Regions from separate parts of the Homo sapiens genome. Here region 2 is linked to region 1. A link is an interaction called in ENCODE POLR2A ChIA-PET data of the cell type or tissue named here. Cell type or tissue: GM12878. All regions are shown on one strand. Each heading gives the region's core, and the rest is flanking DNA. Links, peaks and the distances in the headings are about the cores only.

The links. ChIA-PET counts read pairs that join two places held together with the same protein. Peaks named below come from ENCODE experiments on the same cell type or tissue, not always from the same donor. Only the 100,000 strongest peaks of a DNase experiment are listed, where the experiment ranks them.
Region 2: POLR2A ChIA-PET joins it to region 1 with 5 read pairs; 1 of 35 experiments calls an interaction of 5 or more read pairs at or near these places.

What each region holds. Positions count from the first base shown.
Region 1 is chr15:83,925,474-83,930,857 of GRCh38, forward strand. All of the region lies in intron 17 of ADAMTSL3 (ADAMTS like 3), which reads left to right. Among named protein-coding and RNA genes, the nearest start is that of ADAMTSL3, 270 kb to the left of the region's middle. RefSeq lists enhancers at 2,696-2,865, 2,886-3,085. In GM12878, for the core only: no CTCF peak of the experiment used is centred there; DNase peaks (open chromatin) are centred at 2,386, 3,038 and 3,586; H3K4me3 peaks cover 1,204 bases; H3K27ac peaks cover 3,901 bases.
Region 2 is chr15:83,981,279-83,986,662 of GRCh38, forward strand. ADAMTSL3 (ADAMTS like 3) reads left to right here. Exons shown (of 30, transcript NM_207517.3): 21 at 995-2,066. Among named protein-coding and RNA genes, the nearest start is that of GOLGA6L4, 250 kb to the right of the region's middle. RefSeq lists a silencer at 2,445-2,634. In GM12878, for the core only: no CTCF peak of the experiment used is centred there; a DNase peak (open chromatin) is centred at 2,980; H3K4me3 peaks cover 537 bases; H3K27ac peaks cover 1,766 bases.

The sequences.
Region 1 (5,384 bases), core at 317-5,316:
TGTTTCCCTGCCACCTCCCACTCCCACCCCCAGGTTTACAGCATTCCAGAGTAATCCACGCTAGAATGCAGATTGCAGAAGAGACAATAAAGGAGGGGTTTTAGGAAGGTTTGATGTAACTAGGAGTCAAGACATCTACTTTGTCAAGTATGTCCAGACTTTTCCAAGAATAGCAAATATATTGGAGCAGTGTTGAATATATATTCACTTGGAATGACCCTTCTATCTTTAGAGAAATAGCACTTGTGTAATGGCACGTAGTAATCCGAATTATTTATCTATGTTTCTCAGTTTTTTCTGTTCTATTATTGGAACCACTGAATTAGATACTTTTGGAAAAGCTGGGGTTTCTGTTTTCCTCCCCTGCTACATCCCTTCCCTGAGGCAGTGAAGATGGAAACAGATGACCACCTTCCTGTACAGGAGCAAGGCACAGGGGAAAATACAGGGAGGGGGCAAAACATAGTTATATTTCTCAACATATTTCCCCATGACATTGGAATCATGTACTATATCATTTTGTAAACTGTTTTCTTAAATTTAATCTGGGGATGGGGCACGAGGTAGATGTTAAATAAACAGCGTCTCAAGAGCACGAATACTATGAGGACCTAAAATAAATTGGTGGGGCAGGGAAGCCGGGGAGGTTGGTGCAGGTCATTCCTGAGGAAGTTATTTAAGACATAAACACAGGCAGGAATCTGCCAGGAGAGGTGTAGAGGAATGAGTGCTCTGGGCAGAGGGAACAGTATGTGCAAAGGCCCCAAGGAAAGAAAGAGCTCAGTATGCTCAAGGAACTGGAGAGAAAGGAAATCAGTGTGTCATCAGATGAGATAGGAATGGGCAAGGGCCACGGTAAGCACTTGGACTTCATCCAGAGAGTCAGTGGGAAGTCATTGGAGGGTTTGAGCAATGAAGTGGTACATCAGATTTACATTTTAAAAAGATTACTCAAACACAGAAATGGGGAGAACAAAATGGAGACAATTAGATCAAGTATAAATCTTTTAAGAAAATTATTTAAAACTAGGGATCCAGCCCACCACAATTTCATTTGAGCATCCTCGATTTAAAGCCTGCCTCCATGTGAATCTGCAAATATCATCGTTTCCTTTTTATTGTTTATATGACACTAACAACTTTTTTTTTTTTTTTTTGAGACGGAGTTTCGCTCTTGTTGCCCAGGCTGGAGTGCAATGGCACAATCTTATGGCTCGCTGCAACTTCCACCTCCTGGGTTCAAGCGATTCTCCTGCCTCAGCCTCCTGAGTAGCTGGGGTCACAGGTGCCTGCCACCATGCCCAGATAATTTTTTGTATTTTTAGTAGAGATGGGGTTTCACCATGTTGGCTAGGCTGGTCTCAAACTCCTGACCTCAGGTGATCCACCTGCCTCGGCCTCCCAAAATGTTGGGATTACAGGCATAAGCCACCGCACCTGGCCACCAACAACATTCTTTATCAAAATAGTTGAATCCCTTTCTATATTTGTAGCCATGAATATCAGTTCACCTCTACTGTCTTTTCCAAAAATGCTCAGTGTCTCCTTCAGAAATACTGCTTTCCCAACCATGGCCCCCATGCTCCAGTATTTTGCAGAGCAGTTTTAAGAGTTCTACAATCCATAAATCCTTTTCTTTCTTTCTTTCTTTTTTTTTTTTTGAGACGGAGTCTCACTCTGTTGCCCAGGCTGGAGTGCAATGGCACAGTCTCGGCCCACTGCAGCCTCTGCCTCCTGGGTTCAAGTGATTCTCCTGCCTGAGCTTCCTGAGTAGCTGAGACTACAGGCATATGCCACCACACCCAGCTAATTTTTGTATTTTTCGTAGAGATGGGATTTTGCCATGTTGGCCAGGCCGATCTCAAACTGACCTCGAGTGATCCGCCCACCTCAGCCTCCCAAAGTGCTGGGATTACAGACGTGAGCCACCGCACCTGGCCCATGAATCCTTTTCTATGTACTGTTTTATTTAAAACAATGGATGAACCTGTTCACAACTTACACCTGCACTGTATCAGGTGTTTTGCTGTGCAACAATTTGAAAATCACTGCCCTAAGTCTCTTTTTGGTGAAAAGTAGCTAGTACTATTCTTATTAATGGCTTCACATTCTTTCAGAAATGTGCTAATAAATATATAATGAATAAAGGCTCTTGTTTTCTGTATATGAAAACTGAAATTTAGGATTTTTAGGTAATTGATGACTTCTCCATGAGCATACACTAAATAAATTGCATACTACAACATAAAGCCCAAACATGGAGTATTTCTCATGAGATGTCATCTAGTCCAAATTCTGCCTTTTCTGGATGGCCAAATGGAGGCTGTGGGAGCCCACATATTATGCTACTAGTAGAGCTGGTCTCCTGATTTCCAGTCCCTCCACTAGCCATCCCCTTTGTCTACTCTAGCCAGTACTCTCTTTCTAGAAAGATGACTAAAAAAAAATGGTTTCGAATTTACACAGACTTAAAATTGTGACTACAATTTGGCTGTGTGATTTTTTTTTTTTCTTTTTTTTGAGATAGGGTCTCTCTCTGTTGCTCAGGCTGGAGTGCAACGGTATGATCACAGTTCACTGCAGCCTTGAACTTCTGGGGTCAAGTGATCCTCCTGCCTCAGCCTCCCAAGTTGCTGGGATTACAGGAATGAGCCATGTGCATCACTAATTTTTAAAAATTTTTAAATGTTTTTAGAGATTAGGTTTTTCTCTGTCATCTAAGCTGGAGTGCAGTGGTGCAGTCATGGCTCACTACAGCCTTGACCTCCTGGGCTCAAGACATCCTCTCATCTCAACCTTCCAAGCCCCTAGGATTATAGGCATGAGTGACCACACCCAGCTAGCTATGATATATTGCTAGCCATTAACAAAGAAGAGTAAAAAGAAGAAAATACAACCCAATATGTTGGGGTATATTTTATTTCTAGATTTAAATCTTACTGCAGATTGACATGAAGCTAGTCTTCACCAGAGTTCTGTCCTGTTTCTAGCCAAGTAACAACTAAAACAGAGAAAACGAAAATGATAACAACATGAAAGGCACTTCAAATGAGAATGATTTGCATATCACAGGATGAAAAGAGAGGCCCTAAGAACACTGATGAAACTCTCAGTTTTATTTTTGTGAAAATAACTGTTCCACTCTTGCTCTGGAAGTGAAGGTAGCCATAATGTGTCATCATATAATTTTTTCAGAAAAGAAAGCCAAAATATGAAACAATTTACAATTCATTCTCTGCCATTCTAAGAATTAGTGCATAAAGTTGGCATTACAACCACAATTATGTTCAAGATAAGATAACTTGATTTTATAATTTTTAATTTAAATTTTCAAGACTAAATCAAACATTTTCCCCCACTTTATCATGAAACCTGAGTTTCTTTTTTGAGTGGAATCACATAAAGTGGCCTTTTATGGTTTTTGTTCTCTGATAATATGAACTTGAGATTCTTGACCATTTACTTTTCAGTACTTGATGAATTTGTCCTAATCATGTGTAACTGCCACTGCCTTAATTCAGATATGTTTTACCTGAACTGTTTCACAAGTTTCTAAATGAACTCTTGACTCTCCTGTTTCCTGCTCTGATCCATGTGCACACACGACTATGAAAGATCTTTATCTTTCTAAGTTGCAAAATGACTGTGTGTGCCTCTGCATGAAACCTTCAACAACACTCCTTTATCTATGGATTAAAACCCACATTCTCTACTTTGGCATGTGTTTCTTTTGCCGGGGCTGCCATAACAAAGCACCAGAAACAGAGTGGCTTAAAGAACAGAAATTTATCATCTCCCAGATCTGGAGACCAGAAGTCCAAAATTAAGGTGTCCGCGGCGTTGATTCTTTCTTAGAGCTGTGAGAGAGCCTTGGTTCCATGGCTTTCTCCTGGCAGGTAACCTCTGGCATTCTTTGGCTTGTGAATGGCATTGTCCCTGTGATTTCATATTGTTTTCCTTCTCTGTGTCTTTGTGTCCACACTTCTCCTTTTCATAAGGACATCACTTATATTGGAGTAGGGCCTACTCTAATGACCTCCTCTTGATCATCTGCAAAGAACTTATTTCCGAATAAGGTCACAGTCACAAGTACTGGGGGTTATAACTTCCACATCTTTTGTGGGAAGGCAATTCAACCTATAACAGCATATAAATGCCTTTGTGACCCTGGATCCAACTCTTAAACCACATCTCCTGTCACCTCTACCACACACACACACACACACAGAGAGAGACAGAGAGAGACAGAGAGACAGAGACAGACACACACACACACAGAGAGACAGAGAGAGACAGAGAGACAGAGACAGACACACACACACACACACACTCAGACTCACCCTAAGGAACTTGCTCAGCAGCCACAGTAAATTATGCACCATGACCCACACTCCTGCTCATTCATGCCATTTGGACCTTTGCACACACTATGCCCTCTGCCTCTTAGAGACCTTCGCTACTATGACATTAGTTAATTCTCTCCCATAAAAGTAATCATTGGCTCACTTCTCACTGGTAAAATGAAGTTCAACAGAATGTGAGATAGGATCCTTACCTGAGACACTTGATAGCAAGGAACTCTCAAAAGTCAAAAGAAAATTGGAAATGGATCAGGGACATGGGATAAAGCCTCAGTTCCACGTCTCTCAAGGAATTTCAGGTGAGTTCCTTAGCTCTCTGGACCCTGTTTCTTAATATGAATAATGAAGAAAGGTGTTGGACTTTATGATCACCGAGGTCCCCTAAGCTCCAGTCTTTCATTTTTGAGTAGTGCTTTCAGGTTGCATTTTTCACTCATGTCTTCAAATTATGTCTAGTCCTTTTGTAACAATCCTTATGTCCATACCTGAGTAGTGTGACGTGCTTGGGGTTTTAGTTCTAAGGATGACAGCCTTGGTTTGACCTGCCCAGGAGGTCAAGGCAGGGTTGAGTTTAGTCAGTGCTCTTCCATTGCCCACCAAACCAGAACAAGATTTAGCAACAAATCTAGAAATTGTTTCTTAAATTTACTGAAGAAAGCTTACTGGTTTATTCATGCATCAGCCTGTGTACTGTATCCCCTTTCTCTCATCACTGTGCCTCAGCAAGAGTTCTTACACATTCTCTTCCTCAGCAATCTCTTGCCCACAGAGCTTCCAAGCTAGGAATAATAGAGCAGACAACATGTCTTGGCCACTTTGCAAAATTAAGAGTCTGTTTTTATGTGAAAGGAAATACTATTCCTCATTTCAAAGTTGCAAATTTAATAAACTTTTCAAAGGTTGAGAGTTATATTGGAAAAAAACCAGCAGAGACAAAGATTTGATGCCAAAATAAAGGTAAGTTTACAAAAATGTTTTAGGTTCTAGAAACTAGTGGTGTAGGAATAACAGGAACAGTGTGTT
Region 2 (5,384 bases), core at 309-5,308, 56 kb after region 1:
GTATTGTCTTTGGGCCTAGCCCATTAAGAGGAGCCGATCGATGCCCAGGAACAAGTCAAAGCCAACCCCATCTCTGTTCCCTCTTAGTCTTCCCTGCTGTGCATTGGCTGCACCTGCCCTTGTCACCAGATCAGTGGTGGCAGCAGTTATATATGAGAGCTCATTATGTGCCCGCTACTGTGCTGTGCACTTGATATAAACAATCTGACTTAATTTTTACTTCCCTCCCATTGAAAGCACTAACATTATTCACATTTCACAGGTGAGGAAACTGAGGCTCAGAGAGATGAAAGAATTTGTCCAAGTGGCAGAGCTAAGATTCAAACTCAGGTTTATCTGACTTCAAACTGCCTATGCCACCTGTTCTTTTTTGATCACGGCTACCCATTGCTTCTTCAGACCCCCATGCCAATTTAATCGACATATTTGGGTTATATTCTGCAGCTGGCCAACCTCAGCCTCCTTTCAGACCCTTCAAATACATTTGCTCACATTCCCACTCTCACTTCCTCCCTCAGATTTGGGGTACCCATGGCTCTAAGCCAGAGGGCCTCTCTGCCAGATAGTAGAGACCTGACATATCAGACCCTTATTGATGGAAACATGTACCCAGAGGCTGGGTATTTATGGAGCCATTATATGAGCATGGCCTAGAACAAATATTCCTCAAATCTAGAAATAACTATTCCCTACATTTCACCAAATCATTTAACCTCATGCCTCCCCAAACCAGGGTTTTATCAAATCACTTACACATTTTCATGCACCTCATTCACACTTGCATTCTTTGCCACTAAAGTACTAGATAGTTGTGAAATTTACCCCAATCTGTGGATGTATAATGTTATTCATGGTTTTATTCTTGAATGTTTTAAAATAGTAAAAAAGATACGTTTGTTAGCCTGTATCAGCCTTGAAAGATTACTGTCAAAAAGTCTGTATTTTTGAGATGTTTATTCGTATTTTCTTTTCTTTCTTTTTTTTTTTCTTGGAGAAATCAAATCAGAGATGAAGACAAAACTTGGTGAGCAGGGTCCGCAGATCCTCAGTGTCCAGAGAGTCTACATTCAGACAAGGGAAGAGAAGCGTATTAACCTGACCATTGGTAGCAGAGCCTATTTGCTGCCCAACACATCCGTGATTATTAAGTGCCCCGTGCGACGATTCCAGAAATCTCTGATCCAGTGGGAGAAGGATGGCCGTTGCCTGCAGAACTCCAAACGGCTTGGCATCACCAAGTCAGGCTCACTAAAAATCCATGGTCTTGCTGCCCCCGACATCGGCGTGTACCGGTGCATTGCAGGCTCTGCACAGGAAACAGTTGTGCTCAAGCTCATTGGTACTGACAACCGGCTCATCGCACGCCCAGCCCTCAGGGAGCCTATGAGGGAATATCCTGGGATGGACCACAGCGAAGCCAATAGTTTGGGAGTCACATGGCACAAAATGAGGCAAATGTGGAATAACAAAAATGACCTTTATCTGGATGATGACCACATTAGTAACCAGCCTTTCTTGAGAGCTCTGTTAGGCCACTGCAGCAATTCTGCAGGAAGCACCAACTCCTGGGAGTTGAAGAATAAGCAGTTTGAAGCAGCAGTTAAACAAGGAGCATATAGCATGGATACAGCCCAGTTTGATGAGCTGATAAGAAACATGAGTCAGCTCATGGAAACCGGAGAGGTCAGCGATGATCTTGCGTCCCAGCTGATATATCAGCTGGTGGCCGAATTAGCCAAGGCACAGCCAACACACATGCAGTGGCGGGGCATCCAGGAAGAGACACCTCCTGCTGCTCAGCTCAGAGGGGAAACAGGGAGTGTGTCCCAAAGCTCGCATGCAAAAAACTCAGGCAAGCTGACATTCAAGCCGAAAGGACCTGTTCTCATGAGGCAAAGCCAACCTCCCTCAATTTCATTTAATAAAACAATAAATTCCAGGATTGGAAATACAGTATACATTACAAAAAGGACAGAGGTCATCAATATACTGTGTGACCTTATTACCCCCAGTGAGGCCACATATACATGGACCAAGGATGGAACCTTGTTACAGCCCTCAGTAAAGTAAGTAAAATAAAAATGCAGTATTCATTTTTGCACTACCTTCTTAATGGCTATTCCAGTTTTCTTGAAAATATTTTCAAATTCCTCTCCTAAGCATGTGTTTCCAACAGGATTCTTTAGGAAAGAAACTAAAAAATGTTAAGATGTGTTTTTCACATATACGTTGGAATTTTTAAATTCAACCGCCATATCATCCCAATCACTGTCGTAGAGGTGTGATATGACTGGATCCAGCAAGAATAAGTTTAAGCATATATACACTCCCCCTTTACTCAGCACTTGGCATTTAAAAATAAAATCAATATAAGGCCATTTTAAAAGTAAGCTTATTAATAGTAATCCTACATTATGTTGGAACTGCAAATCAGAATTTACAGAGCTCTTCCATGTCTAGGAGATGTGGTATCTTATTTGAGCTCACATCAGCCCCATGAGATTGGCAGGGCAGGGGTTAACCTTTCTGATGAGGTAATTGAGAAGCAGAATCCCATGACTACTTCATGGCCAATCAGAACCAAGGGCCGTATCTCTTGAATACCCACCAGTGGTATTTGAGTATCACACAAATACGTAGCCTTGTCAAAAGCTTGGGTATCTGAAGTAGTTTTCTATTATCATGCAATTTTTAAATGTCATACAATCCAAAAATAAGAATCATAGTGTTTTGAGATGTTCAAAACACAGTATTAAGTCACATATTATTCTGATCTCTATGCCAGTGTAAAAATGTCACATTTCCTTTATTTTACATAACAGATACTAATTTACTTTTGCATTCTTTATTGCCTTCAAATCTTGCTGTTTGTATACAAAGTACTATAGACATTGTGCCTTCTTTTGATTCACATGTAAGAGCTCCAGCTCTACCTTATCTGCCTTTAGAGATCGTTAAGAGACACAAATAACACAGCAGATGTGAAACTGTTTTGCATATCACAAGGTACTTTCAAAATGCAAGTTTTACTTTTATCATGTCCTTTGTGCATTGAGCCTCGTATGTGAAACATCAGAAAAAACTTAGGTAAAATTCAGTTTTTTAAAATAATAAACTATTAGGCTATATCTTAAAAAGGTAGAAAAAATCTAATTTTTGAATTTTTAATGCTAGAACTATGAACACAAGAGTACAATGAAATTTTAGAAGTAGAATAAACCTTAAAACATAGCAGTTCTCAGAGCTTTTGGTTTTAGACTCTTTAAAATTTAAAAATGATTGAGGAGCCTAAAGAGCTTTTGTAAATGTGAGTTGTATCTATTGCTGTTTACCTCACTAGAAATTAAAACCAAGAAACATTGAAAATATCTCCATTAATCTATTTAGAAAAAATAATGGGCCTATAACATGTTCATACAAATAACATATTTTTTGAAAACCCTCCCCCTGCCACCAAAATTACTGATAACAGTGGAATTGCTTTCCATCTTTGCAGATCTCTTTAATGTCTGGTATAATAAAAGAAGACAGCTGGATTCTTTTTCCACATCTGTTGTGAAATGTTGTTTTAGTTAAAGTATATGGAGAAAATAAATGTGTGCTATACAAATGTGTTAGCTGGAAGAGAAAGAATATTTTAATATCTTTTCAGATAATTGTGGATACTCTTTAATTCTACACTAAAACTAGACAAAGGGTCATTTCTCAAAGGTTAGTTGAAATGTGCAATCTGAAACTATATTAATGAAATGTTGGTACTCTGTTTAATGAAATCTGCTGTTTTTTTCTTGCATTTTGAATAGACTTTTTACCCATACAAGATTTTTTAACACCATACATTGGTCATTTGGAAAATATTGGCTCACTGAGTGATACAGGCCTTCCAAATGTTGGTGCATTTCATTATGCAATGTAAAAAAAATACACATTTAAAAAAATCACCGTGTATCTCATAAAAAAAAAAGTCTTTAAGTTTTGGGAAGCTGTCAGACTTACAGTGGTGGATACCAGTTTTCCAAAATTCTAATTTTCACATCAAACCTTTTTCATCATTGGCAACAAATACTGTCAGTTGTGTCATTGAATTGGCCAGCTCATTTAAAAAATATATATATATATATCTACCAAATACCCAACTTTAAATCATAGTGTGGACTTTTTTGTCATAGTTTATTGGTCATTCTTTCAAGTAAAAATCATATTCCATGAAAGAAGCCACCAGTTCTTCAGCATGCAGTGGAAGTGCTTTGTGTGTACTTCCCATTGTGTCGTATGGGATATGAAAAACGTATGGACCCAAGGGTCAAGATTTAGTAAGATTAATACCTTTTACTACTTCATTAAAGACATTTCTTTTTTTTTCTTTTCTTTATTGAGACAGTCTCGCTTTGTCACCCAGGCTGGAGTGCAGTGGTGGCATCTCAGCTTACTGCAACCTCTGCCTCCTCGTTTCAAGTGATTCTCCTGCTTCAGCCTCCCAAGTAACTGGGATTACAGGTGAACACCACCACCCCCAGCTAATTGTATTTTTAGTAGAGATAGGGTTTCACCATGTTGGCCAGGTTGGTCTTGAACTCCTGACCTCAAGTGATCCACCCACCTCGGCCTCCCAAAGTGCTGGGATTACAGGCATGAGTCGCCACGCCTGGCCGTTAAGGACATTCTTAAGGGAAACTGGCATTTTTTTTTTTTCTGCAAGTAAAACATAGTAGTCAAGAATACAGTAATTACTGGTACACTTCAATATCACTGTCTTGGTTCATGCTAAGGTGCCAGCAGTCTTACCAACACTGCCTTTGCACTCTCAGTGCAAAGGTCAATACCGTTTTTAAAAAGGCTAATTAATGGCTTCGTATTATTATAAAACTAGCTTTGACTTCATAGACTTCTGGGGGGTTCATGGACTATGCTTTGAAGACTGCTAACTTGGTTCAATAATCCATTTTATAAATTGTAAGGAAAGAGAGGCTGACAAGGTTGAAGTGATCTGTTGACCTATGGCCATATAAGTACTACAATGATATAGAGGAGCCTGGTCAGTTTAAATAAATATTTATTTGAGTTCATTTTAAATAGATTGACTTGATGGAATGGCGTTAACATAAGTTTATCAGGCTGAGACCCCTGGAGCTTGTATAAAGAAGTTTTGACATGGTACATCCTCCTTAGATGTGTTTCTGCATCCTTTAAAGATCAGCCATTCAAAACAGAAGCAATTTCATATGTCTAATAAAAGGTTTTGTTTTTAATTTTTAAGATAATAAGATCCATTTTCATTTCTATTTTTCCTCCAAAACCTACCCAATTAATTTGTTCAATTTATGTTTAATTCCCTTTACATAACAAATGTTCTCATCTTTAAATATACTTTCTGAATCTTACAA